Linked DNA regions of Homo sapiens: region 2 is linked to region 1. Evidence: read pairs that join two places in POLR2A ChIA-PET (ENCODE). Cell type or tissue: PC-9. All regions are shown on one strand. Each heading gives the region's core, and the rest is flanking DNA. Links, peaks and the distances in the headings are about the cores only.

Region 1 (8,214 bases), core at 1,985-6,984:
TACAGGCGTGAGCCACTGAGTCCAGCCTGGAATGGTAATATTTTCCATATAATGGGCTAAATGCAACATGTTATTAAAATTAACTTCATCTGCTTATCTTTTTAATGTGGCTCCTAGGAAATTTAGATTATATATGGCTCGTATTCTGTATTATCAAATGCTGCCCTGCCGTCTGGGACCTGGGATGATAGCAGACACGTGGGTGAGGGAAACAGGGCCTTGAGTTCCCAGGAAACGGAGGCCTGGGGCCCTGGAAGAGCTGAACCATCCACAGGAAAACTAAATAAATGAAAAGAAAAGCTTCACACAAGCCTAGAAAAGTACCCCCAAGAACCAGAAAAAAATAGCCAGTGAGAGATGACAAAGCTGAGCATTCTACAAGTCTACAAAAGAATGACAATTACCCTGATGGCAAACTTCTCAACAGAAACAAGCCTCGAAGATAAGAATAAGAATATCATCAGTGGACTAAGGAAAAGTCAGCCAGCACAGAGCTCAACATACAGGCATGAGAGAGGGAGGGAGGAGGCTGGGCGCCAGGGCTCACATCTGTAACCCCAACACTTTGGGAGGCAGAGGAGGGAGGATTGCTTGAGGCCAAGAGTTTGAGACCAGCCTGGGCAAGACAGCAAGACTGGCTTCTACAAAAAATTAAAATATCAGCCAGGTGTGGTGGCGTCTATCTGTAGTCCCAGCTATTCAGAAGGCTGAGGCAGGAGGATCACTTCAGCCTGGGAGCTTATAGACTTTTACACACAAGGCCTAAGAATCTACCTTACAGACCCTGGTCCAAAAAATGACTAAAAGTTTTGAATCAATTGGGAAAAAAAAAAAAGAGATGATGGTAACTTCATACTTTTAAGCTTGCACACTAAAAGAATCTAAGTATAACCACCAAGAGAAGAAAAATAAACCACATAACATCTAAACTAGTAGAATTTATTCCCCCCAAAATGGGCAGGGGGAGTGGGGCAGCAGAGTTTACTTTAAAATACTGTAGGGAAAAGAGAGAAAAGACTCATAGTACTGCAACTAGGAATTAAAGAGGAAACACATCACTAATGGCCTTAGAAAAAATAAGAAGGATTATAAAAGAATACTACAGGCCAGGCGTGGTGGCTTACGCCTGTAATCCCAGCACTTTGGGAGACCGAGGTGGGCGGATCATGAGGTCAGGAGATCGAGACCATCCCGGCTAACACGGTGAAACCCCATCTCTATTAAAAATACAAAAAATTAGCCGGGCATGGTGGTGGGCGCCTGTAGTCCCAGCTACTCGGGAGGCTGAGGCAGGAGAATGGTATGAACCCAGGAGGCGGAGCTTGCAGTGAGCCGAGATCGTGCCACTGCACTCCAGCCTGGGCAACAGAGCGAGACTCCATCTCAAAAAATAAATAAATAAATAAATAGAAATAAAATAATACTATAAACAACTGTATTCAGATAATTAAAAAATTAGATAACTTAGATACATTAACTTAGTTATTTAAATTAGATAACAGATTAAAATGGGCAAACTGCTAGAAAGATACAAATTACCAAAACTTACTCAAGAAGAAACAGAATTTCTTTTTTTTTTTTGAGATGGAGTTTCGCTCTGTCGCCCAGGCTGGAGTACAGTGGCGCAATCTCAGCTCACTGCATCCTCCGCCTCCCGGGTTTAAGCAATTCTCTGTCTCAGCCGGATTACAGGTGCCCACCACCACGCCCAGCTAATTTTTTTTTTTTTTTCCTGAGACAGTTTCACTCTGTTGCCCAGGCTAGAGTGCAGTGGCGCCATCTCCGCTCACTGCAAGCTCCACCTCCCAGGTTCACGCCATTCTCCTGCCTCAGCCTCCCGAGTAGCTGGGACTACAGGTGCCCGCCCCCGCGCCCGGCTAACTTTTTGTATTTTTAGTACAGACGGGGTTTCACCATCTTGGCGAGGCTGGTCTTGAACTTCTGACCTCGTGATCCACCCGCCTCGGCCTCCCAAAGTGCTGGGATTACAGGCGTGACCCACCGCGCCCAGCCAAGAAACAGAATTTCTGAATAGACCTATGAGAAATAAAAAGACTGGGCCAGGCACAGTGGCTCACGCCTGTAATCCCAGCACTCTGGGAGGCCGAGGTGGGCAAATCACTGGAGGTCAGGAGTTTGGGACCAGCCTGACAAACATGGTGAAACCCCATCTCTACTAAAAATACAAAAACTTAGCTGGGCATGATGGTAGGCACCTGTAATCTCAGCTACTCAGGAGGCTGAGGCACAAGAATCACTTGAACCCGGGAAGCAGAGGTTGCAGTGAGCTGAGATCGTGCCACTGCACTCCAGCCTGGGCAACAGAGTGAAACTCTATCTCAAAAAAAAGAAAGAAAGAAAAGAAAGAAAGAAGGAAGGAAGGAAGGAAAGAAAGACAGACTCAACTAGTAATTTTAAAGCTCCCTGTACATCTTGCCATAGAAACACCAAAAACAAAAAATCAACTTTAACAAAACTCTGGGAAGCAGTCAAAGCTTTATAGCAACCAAGCAAACCCTAAGAAAAAGGTGACTTTGATGTTTGATTACAGGCTCACGCCTGTAATCGCAGCACTTTAGGAGGCCGAGATGGGCAGATCACCTGAGGCCAGGAGTTTGAGACCAGCCTGGCCAGCATAGTAAAACCCCATCTCTACTGAAAATATAAAAGTTAGCTGGGTGTGGTAGTGCACGCCTGTAGTCCCAGCTACTTGCGAGGCTGAGGCAGGAGGATCGCTCGAACCCAGGAAGCGGAGGTTGTAGTGAGCCGAGATTGTGCCTCTGCACTCCAGCCTGGGTGACAGAGCAAGACTCTGTCTCAAAAAAAAAAAAAAAAAAATGGTGACTGAAACCCAGTGGGAGAACTTTGTGGCATATTTAACTTACCCCTGCCCCATCCCTACTCCCTGGCTCAGCAGTGGTCTCGAAGGTAGCAGCCCATGTTTCTGGTGTGGGTTCCCTGGTGCTGGAGGGAACAGAGAGGATCTGGTTTTCAAAGAACAGTGGTTGTCTGTCTGACCTGTCAGTGGCTCCCTGAAAGCCCAATGCAAAGATCTTGCCTTTTTTTGTACCTAACTGGCAGCTCTCTGGGGTGCAGAGTGGCTACAGACAGGGCGTTTGTTGCAAACATTAAAGTCAAATGAACTAGATGCTGCAGGCTGGCGCAAAAGATATTGATTGGGGCAAACAACTGACTTGCTAAAAGCCAGGGAGGAAAAGCTGGGAAGTTGGATACTTTGGAGAAATAAAGGCTTTGAAAAAATGAGCCAGGCATGGTGGCTCATGCTTGTTATGCCAGCATTTTGGGAGGCCGAGGCAGGTGAATCACCTGACATCAGGAGTTTGAGACCAGCCTGGCCAACACGGTGAAACTCCGTTTCCACTAAAAACACAAAAATTAGCTGGGCATGGTGGCAGGTGCCTGTAATCCCAGCTGCTTGGGAGGCTGAGGCAGGAGAATCACTTGAATGTGGGAGGTGGAGGTTGCAATGAGCCAAGATTGCGCCACTGCACTCCAGCCTAGGAGACAAGGGCAAAACTCTGTCCCAAAAAAAAAAAAAAAAAAAAGTCCACACTGGCAGTTTCTTATAAAGCTACACATAGTTTTTTTCTGCATCTATTTGATGATTGTAATATATATATGTATAAAATCTTATCATGCAATCCAGCAACTACACTCTTAGGCATCCATCCAACTGAGCTGAAAACTTCAGTCCACACAAAAGCCTGCACACACATGTTTATAGCAGCTTTGTTCATAACTGCCCAAAACTGGAAGCAATCAAGACATCCCTCAATAGGTGAATGGATCAACAAACTGTGGAACATCCAGACAATGGAATGTTCTTCAGGAATAAAAAGCAATAAGCTATCAAACCACACAATGACATGGAGGAACCTTAAATGCACATTGCTAAGTGAAGGAAGCCAGTATGAAAAGATTACATACCGAAAAAAAAGAAAGACAAGACTACATACTGTGAGACTCCAACTATATCACATTCTGGAAAAGGCAAAACTATAGAGACAATAAAAAGACCAGCAGTTGTGTGGTTTGTGGGGTGAGGAGTGAAACTATTTTGCATGATAATCTAATGCTGCATACCTGACATTATACCATAGTCAAAACCCACAGAACTATACAACACAGAGACTGAGCTCTGGCTGGGTGTGGTGGCTCACACCTGTAATCCCAGCACTTTGGCCCAGGAGTTTGACAAAGTCAGACCCTGTCTCTATGAAAAAAAATTTTTTTTTAATTAGCTGGGCATGGTGGCACATGCTTGTGGTTTCAGCTACTTGGGAGGCTGAGGAGGGTGAATCGCTTGAGCCCAAGAATTGGAGGCTTCATTGAGCTATGATTGCGCCACTGCACTCCAGCCTGGGCAACAAAGTGATACCCTGTCTCAAAATAATTAATTAATTAAGTATTAAAAAAATTAAAAAATCCAAATGAATAAAAAAAGAGCTTCCACATATTCCTGGGAATTTAGAAGGTGGCATCTCAGGGTGGGCACATGTTTGGAAAGGACCAGAGAAGGCTTCCAAGCTCTCACCTCTGGCTGACCTTCGCTCTGTGCAGGCAGAGAGTGAAGGCGAAGGTAGGGTTGTTAACCGCCTGCCTGAGTGTGGAAGCAGTGCCCCGCTGCAACTACTGGGAGCTTTTTGTTTTTTGTTTTCTGTTTTGTTTTTTTTTTAGCTCCAGGAGTTTAAGAAGATCTCTGTTAAGTCACTAGCTGACCACTAAACTAACAGAACAGACTACTGACCACACCCCACAAAGAACACAATCTTTACAAAAATAGCTTAGAAAAGCCACTAAACAAACAGTTACAACCCACAATAAGCAGAAACAACCAAGCCTGAGGACAGGGAAGAAAGGAAGAATCCCATTCCCAGAGTTACCAGACTGCAATATGCAAAATATCCAGTTTACAGGCTGGGTGCAGTGGCTCACGCCTGTAATCCCAGCATTTTGGGAGGCCGAGGCGGGTGGATCACCTGAGGTCAGGAGTTCAAGACTGGCCTGGCCAACATGGCGAACCCCCGTCCCTACTAAAAATATAAAAATTAGCTGGCTGTGGTGGCAGGCACCTGCAATCCCAGCTACACGGGAGGCTGAGGCAGGAGAATCGCTTGAACTCGGGAGGTGGAGGCTGCAGTGAGCCAAGATCGTGCCACTGCACTCCAGCCTGGGCGACAGAGACTGTCTCCCCAAAAAAAACAAAAACAGGCCAGGCGCGCTGGCTCATGCCTGTAACCCCTGCACTTTGGGAGGTCCGGGAGGGCGGATCACTTGAGGTCAGGAGTTCAAGACCAGCCTGGCCAACATGGTGAAACGCCATCTCTACTAAAAATACAAAAATTAGCTGGGCGTGGTGGTGTGTGCCTGTAATGCCAGCTACTCAGGAAGCTGAGGCAGGAGAATCGCTTGAACCCGGGAGATGGAGTCTGCAGTGAGTTGAGATTGTGCCACTGCACTCCAGCCTGGGTGACAGACTGAGACTCCATTTCAAAAAAAACTAAAAACAAAAAACAAAACAAAAAAAACCAAACAGATAAAATGTCCAGTTTTCGAATCATGGAAGCTTGAGAAAAATGAGAGATCGAGTTTTTCAGCAAAAAATTATGAGTCATGAAAACAAAAAAGCATAGCCCCTTCAGATGGCCATCTGTCTCACACAAATGGAATCAGATGACCTGTGGCCTTCTGTGTCTGGCTTCTTTCACTAAGCACAGTGTTTTCAAGGTTCACCCCCATTGCAGCACGTGTCACTGCTCCATTTCTTTCCAGGGCTAAATAATGTTCCCCTGTCTGGAGAGACCACATTTTGTTTAACCACTCTCCTGTTGATGAACATTTGGGTTACTTCCATTTGGGGGCTATTGTGAATAATTCTGCTCACACCTAGATGTTAAAGAAATGCTTCATGACTCACTGAATAACAAATCTAGTGCATACTTGAATAACGGGAGTTTGGGACTAGATTTCTAGGCCACCAGTTTCTACTTTCTAAGAACTTTTCATGTTGATATGTAATAGAACCTCTGCACCTGCAATGTCTGCATTGCATGTTATATGTCTACCTGCCTGTCTGCGTGTATGCAGCCTATTGAGGCAGCACAAATTTAAAGTCACATACAGGTACGTAATCCCATATACAACTCTGAGACCCAACTGAGTTTCAGAATTTGAGGGGGTTTTAGAAGTGTAAATCAATGCATACCCCGTATTTTAAGTAACTTCCAGTGGGGTTCAAGGCAGTACCTGGTAACCAAATAATTATTTCTGCATCATTGCCTATGACCACTCAGCGTACGTGAAATAAAGGCTGTGAAAAGCAACATGTAGGGTCAGGTTTGGCCACCAGATGATATTCGAGATGCCTCAGGATTCTCAGAGCTTTTTGGGTTTCCAAAAAATCAGGGAGAGGAGTGTGGATCTGTAAGCCAAATTCAAATTTCACCAGTTCCACAGTGTCTGCTACAGTGCTGCTATAAACTGTTTTCACCACTCTATGAGGGGAAAAACCCATCTCCCCCTGCATCTCCCAATAATAAAAACAAGTGAATAAAAATCACATATATATTTTTTGAGACGAAGTCTTGCTGTGTCCCCTAGGCTAGAGTGCAGTGGTGCAATCTCGGCTCACTGCAACCTCTGCCTCCTGGGTTCAAGCAATTCTCTTGTCTCAGCCTCCCAGTACCTGGGATTACAGGCACTCACCACCACGCCTGGCAAATTTTTGTACTTTTAGTAGAGATAGGGTTTCACCACGCTGGTCAGGCTGGTCTCAAACTCCTGACCTCAGGTGATCCACCCGCCTCGGCCTCCCAAAGTGCTGGGATTACAGGCATAAGCCCCCGCGCCTGGCCTAAAAATCGTATTTATTAAGCACTTTCTCCACATCGGGTATCATACCAAGTGCTTTATATGCATTAACTTACTTCTCACAAAAACCTAGATTGTAGTATTACTTCCCTTTTACAAATAAGAGAGACTAATTTGTCCAAAGTCAAAACCCAACAGCCAGATCTTAAACCCAGATACTCTGACATTAGCGCTAATGGTCTTGCCCATTACACAGTACTGATTCCCTATAAACTGAACTGTATACTGCACTGCTCCAATTAAACTACAAAACACATAAGGTGCTGGGTCAGGGGGAAGAATGTCTCTGGACTCCCCAAGGCCAAATCACCTGCTTTCCAATATACTCCCATAGTCCACAGAACAAACTGGTCAGGTTACAACCTCAGACAGGCAAGCCAAAAGTCCAAAGGCCATGCCTTGATATTTACATCCTTCTCCAGACAGTAAAGCAAAACCCTCTCTACCGATACTGAGCTTCCTTTTATTCTGTCAACAAATACATTCAATTCAACAAGAGTTTTAGCACCTTCTAGGTACAAAACTCTCTGCTAGCCCTTACGAGGCAGAGTTTATGGTCTCCTGCAACCCGGCAGACATTCCCAAGGACCCAAATACTCTTTCCAAGAATTTTATCATTTTGTGTTTTCATTTAAATGCTCAACATCACTAACGATCAGGGAAATGCAAATCAGAACCACAATGGGATACCACCTTACTCCTGCAAGAATGGCCGTAATCAAAAAATAAAAAAATAACAGATGTTGGCATGGATGCGGTGAACAAGAAACCTTTCTACACTGCTGGTGGGAATGTAAACTAGTACAGCCACTATAGAAAACAGTGTGGACATTCCTTAAAGAACAAAAAGTGGAACTACCATTTGATCCAGCAATCTCACTCCTGGGTATCTACCCAGAGGAAAAGAAGTCATTATAAGAAAAAGATACTTGCACATGCATGTTTAGAGCAGCATAATTTGCAATTCCAAAAATACGGAACCAGCCCAAATGCCCACCATCAATCAAGGAGTGGATAAAGAAATATATATATGATGGAATACTACTCAGCCATAAAAAGGAACGAAATAATGGCATTCACAGCAACCTGGATTGAACTGGAGACTATTATTCTTCTAAGTGAAGTAACTCAGGAATGGAAAATCAAACATCGTATGTTCTCACTTTGTAAGTGAGAGCTAAGCTATGAGGATTAAAGGCATAAGAATGATACAATGGACTTTGGGGACTTGGGGGGAAAGGGTGGGAGGGGATGAGGGATAAAAGACTACAAATTGGGTTCAATGTATACTGCTTGGGTGATGGGTACACTAAAATCTTACAA
Region 2 (8,214 bases), core at 2,213-7,212, 100 kb after region 1:
GAATTCGAAGCCTGCTTCGTTGCCTGATGACGTGTGAGTCCCTGTGTCCGGTGAACATAATCATTTCTTTTGTATTTCCGCCACCCACCCCGAATGCCTGTACTTTACCCTCTCCCAGGGTTTTTCCTGTTTCTCATAAGCCAGCATTGAGAAAAATCCAAACCCTTTTGAGATACCTGGTTTTCTTGGCAAGACTGCAGCTTTATAGCTGTATTTAGAACAGCGTCGAATGGTGAAAAGGGAAAAGAGAAGATGCATAAAACATTTCTAGTTTGTAACTACCTGTATAAAATAGGCTTTTAAGAGCCAGACATCAGTCGCTTTATGAGCAATCTAAGCTTTATGGGGCCCACTTTATTTGGTTAAACTAATTCAATGATTTTAGAGATCTAAAGGTCACTAAAAATAAAGATGGTGTAGATTTTAATTGCTCTTCAAATTGCTCTTTCTCTGTCTTTCCCAACAGGGGTGGAGGTGGGTGAAGAATCAACATTTTTTTCCCTGTTTTCCTTTTCTAGCTTTAAAATAGACACATCATGCAAGCGGCTACATATCCAGGGCCCAGCCAGCTCTTACGGGGCTTTTTCATGCAATTGAAAATGGTGCTTTGTCCGAGAGGGCATGACTCTGTGGTGTGTCCTTTGTATGAATTGGGAAAGGGGACTCCTTTCTCCATGTGGATGCCACCCTTCTCTGGGGCTCATAGGTGTGAGCAGAACCTGGACTGGATTTGATGCCCCACTTGCCCCTTTGTCTGGATTCCTTTGTGCAGTGAACAACCTGTGCAGCTGTACATGGTGGTGCATACACACACACACACACACACACACACACACACACACACACACACACACGTTCTCTTCTCTTCTCTCTTTCTTTTTCTTTTTTGAGACAGGGTCTCCCTCTGTCACCCAGGCTGTGGTGCAGTGGCATGATCTTGGCTCACCACAGCCTTAGCCTCCCAGGCTCAAGCAATCCTCACACCTCAGCTTCCCAAGTAGCTGGGACCACAGGTGCACACTAGCATACCTGGCTAATTTGTAAAATTTTTTGTAGAGATGGGGTCTCACTGTGTTGCCCAGGCTACATATATATCTTCTATACTCTGTACGTATTGTATGCGTCTCTGTCTTAGAAACTTACATGTACATTAGTTTCCCATTGTCGCTGTAACAAATACCACAGATGCAGGATCTTAAAACAGAAAACTATTCTCGTATAGTTCCAGAGGCCCTAAGTCCAAAATGAGGGTGTTAGCAGGGCCACTGGGGTTGTCAGAGCTGTGCTCCCTCAGGAGGCTCTAGGGAAGAGCCTAGAGCCTTCTTCGCCTGGTCCAGCCCCCGGAGCTCTAGGTGGTCCTTGGCTCGTAGCCACGTGACATTAAGCTTTGCCTCCTTCTTCACATGGCCTTCTGTTCTTCTGTGACTTCTCCTTTGCTGTTAAGAGGACATTTATCATAGGATTTTGAGCCTACCCAGATAATCCAGGACAGTCTCATCTCAACATTGTTAATCTAATTATGTCTACAAAGACCCTTTTTTCCAAATAAGGATGGCCACATCCACAGGTTCTGGGATGTTTACATATTTTTTGTGGTGGGAGCCACCATTCAACTCACTACAAAGGCCTTGGAAATACATCCTAAGAGCTTAACTTCTAGGCGTCATAGCATGTTAAGTCCACGTACCAGGTGAACACATCACCTCATTTGTCTGTCTGACCAAGGTTCACGGGAATGACTCATTCGAGGCATTTCAGGACAACTAAAGGGATAGAGGACCTGGCCGGGTGAGTGGCAGAGGTGGGGAACCTGTTGTAGTACACCCCTGCTGTGGGGGGTGGAGGGAGAGATGGCCAGGCTGGCATCATCATGTAGTTCCCACGGGCTTAGGAGTCTCAGCTGGGTTCAAATCCTGGCTCTTGGGTGACCTTGGGCAAGTACCCAACCCTTTTTGGCCTCAGTCTCCTCATTTGTGTAATGGGCATGAGGATAATGGCATCTGCCTTATAGTGTTGCTGTGAGAATGAAATGATAAGATGAAGCACTTTGCCGGGCGTGGTGGCTCACGCCTCTAATCCCAGCACTTTGGGAGGCTGACGCGGGCAGATCACGAGGTCAAGAGATTGAGACTATCCTGGCTAACACAGTGAAACCCCGTCTCTACTAAAAATACAAAAACAAAAAATTAGCTGGGCGTGGTTGTGGCGCCTGTAGTGCCAGCTACTCAGGAGGCTGAGGCTGGAGAATGGCGTGAACCCGGGAGGCAGAGGTTGCAGTGAGCTGAAATCACGCCACTGCACACCAGCCTGGGTGACTGAGCGAGACTCCGTCTCAAAAAAAAAAAAAAAAGACGAAGTACTTAGTAAGCATTCAGCAACCTTGGCTGGGGTGACGAAGATGATGAAGTCAGAGGTGGCCGTAGCCAAGGGCTCATGGGACAGAATCTGACCCATCAAATGCCCAGACTCCCAAACACCAGGGCTCATAGCCACGTGGCCCAGGCAGAGGTTGGACTCGTAGTTGGGGCAGGTCCAGTCGGTGGCCAGCGAGGAAGGGGGTTCGCGGGGAGGAGCAGAGGCCAGAGGGAGCCGGGCCGGGGAGGAGGGCTTTCTATGGTCGTTTACACATGGCATCTCGGTGTCCAGTGTGGGGCAGGCATATAGGAGGAGCTGAGGCTGCTTGGGCAGCATTTATTTACCAATCGGTAGGTCAGCTTTTGAGTATTTTAATGGCAGGAGCAGCCAGATGTCAATAAGCCAAATGTGAACCCAGGCTTGGTGATGAGAAAATACATTTACTACATTTGGGCCAGAATAGTGGTCATGGACAGGAGGGCACTGACTGGAGAGATATGGGAGGTGGGATGGATAAAACTTGGATGAGTCAGATGTGGGGTCAAACTTGGTTCCTAAGTCCCCAGAGAGAGCTGTATCAGTGAGCTGTCACTACATAACACACAGCCCTGGCTGGGCACAGTGGCTCATGTCTGTAATCCCAGCACTTTGGGAGGTCAAGATGGGAGGATCGCTTGAGCCCAGGCATTTGAGACCTGCCTGGGCAACATAGTGGGACCCCGTCTCTGCAAAGAATTAACCAGGTGTGGTGGCGTGCGCCTATAGTCCCAGCTCTTCAGGAAACTAAGGTGGGAGGATCCCTGGAGCCCAGGAAGTCAAGGCTGCAGTGAGCTGTGATTACACCACTGCAGTCCATCCTGGCCAACAGAGCGAGACCCTGTCTCAGAAAATCAAAATAATAATAAACAGAAAAAAGAAAACCATGATCCCAACGGTTAGAATTTGGACTGGGCGTAGCTAGGTGCTTCTGGCCTGGGCTGGGTGTCTGTAGTCAGCTGTTGGACAGCTGGTGACTGCGTCTAGGGCTTGGCTGGCTGTTAGCTGGGGTGATGGGGTGATGGGCACGTGGCTCTCATCCTCTTGCAGGCCAGCCTGGGCTTCTTCACCTGGCAGCTGGGCAAAGACTGGAAGTGTGCCAGGCTCAGAATCACACACCATCGGCCAGGCTCCTTGGCTCATGCCTGTAATCCCAGCACTTTGGGAGGCCGAGGCGGGCAGATCACGAGGTCAGTTCAAGACCAGCCTGACCAACATGGTGAAACCCCGTCTCTACTAAAAATACAAAAATTAGCCGGGTGTGGTGGCACGCACCTGTAATCCCAGCTACTCAGGAGGCTGAGGCAGGAGAATCGCTTGAACCCGGGAGGTGGAGGTTGCAGTGAGCCGAGATCATGCCACTGCACTCCAGCCTGGGCAACAAGAGCAAGACTCCATCTCAAAAAAAGAATCACACACCATCACTTTCACCACATTCTGTTGGCCAAAGCAAGTCAAGAAGCCAGCCCAGGGTCAAGGGCTGAAGTCATAGACCCCACTTCTTAATAGGAGGAGCTGCAAAGAGTGTGGGACGAGGGAGGAGAATTTCTGGCCACTTTGCAATCAACCACAGTGGCCTTTGTTTCAGATCCCCTTTCCACCAGCCCTCTCACATTTTGTTTGACCTCTCTTCTTAATCAGTGACCCACAAAGAACAGCCCTTGACCCATGTGAGAGGCCTTGCCATGGGTTGCAAAGAAAATCCAGAAATGGGAGCTCTTTTTGCGTCAGGTTGTATTTGTCTGCAAATAATGGGAAACCACATAGTGGCTTAAACCATAAGGATTAACAAGTTTGGAGGCGGGCAGCCCATGAAGAGTTATGAAGAGTACAGTCAGGCCGGCGCGATGGCTCACGCCTGAAATCCCAGCACTTTGGGAGGCTGAGGCGGGTGGATCACTAGAGGTCAGGAGTTCAAGACCAGCCTGGCTAACGTGGTGAACCCTGTCTCTACTAAAAATACAAAAATTAGCCGGGTGTGGTGGCACGTGCCTCTAATCCCAGCTACTCAGGAGGCTGAGGCAGGAGTCACTTGAACCTGGGAGGCGGAGGTTGCAGTGAGTCAAGATTGCGCCACTGCACTCCAGCCTGGGTGACAGAGCGAGACTCCGTCTCAAAAGAAAAAAAAGAACACGGTCTTTTTGTCAGCTCCCATCAACCATCCTCTGCTGGTGGGCTTTTCAGCCTCAGGTTTGTTGTCCCGTGGTTGCAAAATGGCTGCCACAGCTCTAGTCATCTCAACTGTATTCAAAACTGGAAGCAGGAGCAAAAGACTGTCTTTCTGGAGAAACTCTGTCTTTGTATTCTGGAAGGAAAACTTTCCCTGAAAGTCTCACTGAGCAGAACCTGTCTGTACACTTCAGTTTTTACTATTTGCACAACTGTGGTTACTCTAACTGCAAGAAAGGCTGGGAAAGTGAGTGTCTGATAAAGGAGATAGGAATGCCTCTGGCTTAGTTCAATTATTTTAAGGCTATTTTGACCACAACTCACAGTCCAAAATATGTTTCTTTGTGTCGCAGTACACACACACACACACACACACATTATTGAAACCAATTTCTCAAATACTCACTCTTACCATGTATGATACACGTTAATGTCTTCCATTCCATTCCATTCCATGCATTTTAATTATTTAAAGCAGTTCCTGGTCACAACCTGCTAATTTGATTTCACAACCTTCAAAGGCATGACCCATAGTTTGAGAAAGACTGGCCTAGAACAGTCTTTGTTTACATCTTAGCGTTGGCAAGTGTTAACCCTGCACAGAGTCAGGCTTCTGCGAGCGGAGGAGGAGAGGTGGGGAAATGGTGTTTTGAAAAGCAACAGATAGACTTTGCCACATCATTTGCACTTCTTATCAGCAAATGATATCGTTCTGGAGACTTTGTATTACTGGCAGGCAACCTGAGGTTACTCCAATTTATATTGGGAAATTAAAATTCGCCTGTTTGTGGAGCTTAGCTGGCCCTTTTAATTCCGTATCCTGCTAGCAGCCTGGCTTCTGCACAGCTCCTGATGACAGCGCAAAACTCCGATTGCATTACAAGTGGAGGAGGAATTCACACAATTTTCTGGAAGGACACTGTGTCATTGTTGCGTCATGGCTGTTCTCTGGAGCTGGTTGTGGTTTTCAGGCCCGGCCTTTCCTGCTTTTTATAGTGTGGTGGTGAAGAGTGAGGTCTTCAGAATCACAGGGTCTGAGTTCAAATTCTGGTCCCATGGTGCGATCTGGGGCAAGTGTCCTGACCACCTCCGAGTCTCCTTTTCCTGTAAGATGTGCATCAGCAGTGCTTCCGTGGGGATGGGGAGGGATCGGTGGGTATGGAGTAAGCACAGGGGCTGGTACCCGGAAGCACTCAGGCAATGCGGGCTCTTCAGGGTGTGCCAGGCAGCTTCGGCTGTGTGATGCCACAGTGACGAGTGGGCCCGGGTCGCAGTGGTCCGTGGTGGCAGAGGCTGGCTTCTCGCTCGTGTGTGTGCCCGTGGGGGGTTGGCTGTGGCTCTGGCCACATGTCCGCCCTGTTCTGGAACTCAGGGGAACTATGTGATGGCTCTTGAAGCTTCTGCTCTGAACAGACACAGTGCGCCCACTCCATCTCATGGAAGGAGAATCTTTCCGTAGGAGCAGGCCCACTGGGTGGGGGGCAGCGGACAGATGGTTAAAAAGCCAGTGTGCCACACCAGGGCTTGTCTCCAGGGTGCTGGTGACAATTTTGGGTCCGCAACCCTGCATACTAGTTTTCAACCCCCACCCCCCCGCCCCCCCACTCTGCAACCTCAGTCACTGTTTCAAAAGTTTCTGAGTGTGGGGGGTAGGGGAGAGGTCTCCAGCACCCTCCCTGGCTGAGAACCACCAGCTGTGCTCCCCAAGCCAGGGATGGGGTCTGCCTCTGCCCTTTTGCTGTCCTCAGCACCCCCCACCAGACACACAGTAGGTGCCTACTAAATGTACATTTCAGCAGGTTGCCTCTTGAATAAATGAAAGGATTTGTTTAATTTCCTCTGCAAATTCATTCATTCATCCCACAGATATTTATTGAGCTCCTACTGTATGCCACATAATGTGCCAGCCCCAGGGATCTTGCAGAGGACAAAACAAGCAAAAGTTCCTGTCCTGGGGGACATTTCGGTAGAGGAGACACACAGTAAACAACCAAACCATCAGACGGATATATGATATTTGATGTTAAAGTTTTGGTTTTGTTTTTTTTGGGATGGGGTCTCGCTGTCTTGCCCAGGCTGGAGTGCAGTGGCACGATCACAGCTCACTGCAGCCTCGAACTCCTGGGTTCAAGCAATTCTCCTGCCTCAGTCTCCTGAGTAGCTGGGATTACCGGTGTGCAACACCATGTCTGGCTGGTTGTTTTGTTTTTTTTTAATCTTCATGTGTGTCTTGAAAGGCTTCCCCTGCCTTCTGGGTTGAGAGCAGCAAGACACCTAGCTGGCCTGGTGAGGGTGCACACAGTGCAGGTGCCGCAGCGCCCCCAAAACTGCTGTTTTCCATTGCGTTTATCTCATCTGGAAAATGGGGGTAATACCAGGGTGTTTGGAAGGATTCAAAGAACCCTGGTACCTGGCTGAAGCAGGAGATCTGTTAACCCTTCCAGATACACACACAGGCCATGTGCGGCAAACAGCACCAAAGTGGGGCCGGGGACTTCTGTCCAGCCTCACTGGGCTGTGGCCCAAAAGCTCTGGGAGTCGCCCCATTAGATAGCATCAACAGTGGCAATTAAAATGATCACAACTAGCGTACACACTGCTTACAAAGTACTTTAGGGCATGGATTAGAGGTGTTCCTATGTAACAGTCCCATGGAGGACGTAGTGTTATCCTCCCCAAACGGAGGCACAGAGGGGATAAGTAACTTGTCTTAGGGTACACGGCTGGGAACGGGAAGTGGCAGCCCAGGGATGGGAGCCTCAGAATCAGTCAAGGTGCACTTGATTCCTGCTGTGAGCATGCACAGGCAGTAACCCCAGCCCCTCGCCCAATTTCTTTTTTTCTTTTTCTTTTTCTTCTTTTTTTTTTTGAGCTCTGTCATCCAGGCTGGAGTGCAGTGGCGCAATCTCAGCTCACTGCAGCCTCTGCCTCCTGGGTTCAAGCAATTCTCCTGCCTCAGCCTGCGGAGTAACTGGGATTACAGGCATGTGCCACCACACCCAGCTGTTTTGTATTTTAGTAGAGACAAGGTTTCATCATGTTGACCAGGCTGGTCTTGAACTCCTGACCTCAGTTGATCCTCCCACCCCGCCCTCCCAAAGTGCTGGCATTACAGGTGTGAGCCACCACGCCCGGCCTTCTTTTCTTTTTGAAATGGAGTCTCACTCTGTCGCCCAGGCTGGAGTGTGGTGGTGCAATCTTGGTTCACTGCAGCCTTGGCCTCTGTAGCTCAAGTAATTCTCCCACCTCAGCCTCCCGAGTAGATTGGACCACAGGTGCCCACCACCACCCCCTGGCTAATTTTAAATTTTTTTGTAGAGATGAGATCTTGCTGTGTTGCCTAGGCTGGTTCTCCAACTCCTGAGTTTAAGCCATCCTCCTGCCTCAGCTTCCCTGCCTTGGCTGGGATTACAGGTGTGAGCTAACCATGCCTCCCTCCTTTTTACTTCTTTGAAGTAAAATTTTCCTGTGTTGAAACACACAAATCCGAGCTGTTAAATTCTGAACACTCACATAACCACACCTTGGTCACAACACGGACTGTTTCCCTCTCCCCAGGAAGTTCCCGTTCATGTCTTTTTTCTTTTTTTTTTTTTTGAGACGGAGTCTTGCTCTGTCGCCCAGGCTGGAGTGCAGTGGCACGATCTCGGCTCA

Evidence for each region. Peaks named below come from ENCODE experiments on the same cell type or tissue, not always from the same donor. Only the 100,000 strongest peaks of a DNase experiment are listed, where the experiment ranks them.
Region 2: POLR2A ChIA-PET joins it to region 1 with 6 read pairs; 5 of 35 experiments call an interaction of 5 or more read pairs at or near these places.

Annotation. Positions count from the first base shown.
Region 1 is chr19:47,557,031-47,565,244 of GRCh38, forward strand. All of the region lies in intron 2 of ZNF541 (zinc finger protein 541), which reads right to left. Among named protein-coding and RNA genes, the nearest start is that of ZNF541, 12 kb to the right of the region's middle. In PC-9, for the core only: no CTCF peak of the experiment used is centred there; a DNase peak (open chromatin) is centred at 4,801.
Region 2 is chr19:47,658,880-47,667,093 of GRCh38, forward strand. The region is part of intron 1 of BICRA (BRD4 interacting chromatin remodeling complex associated protein); the gene reads left to right. Among named protein-coding and RNA genes, the nearest start is that of EHD2, 50 kb to the right of the region's middle. RefSeq lists enhancers at 1,973-2,474, 2,475-2,974. In PC-9, for the core only: no CTCF peak of the experiment used is centred there; DNase peaks (open chromatin) are centred at 4,162, 4,782 and 5,452; H3K4me3 peaks cover 2,146 bases; H3K27ac peaks cover 5,000 bases.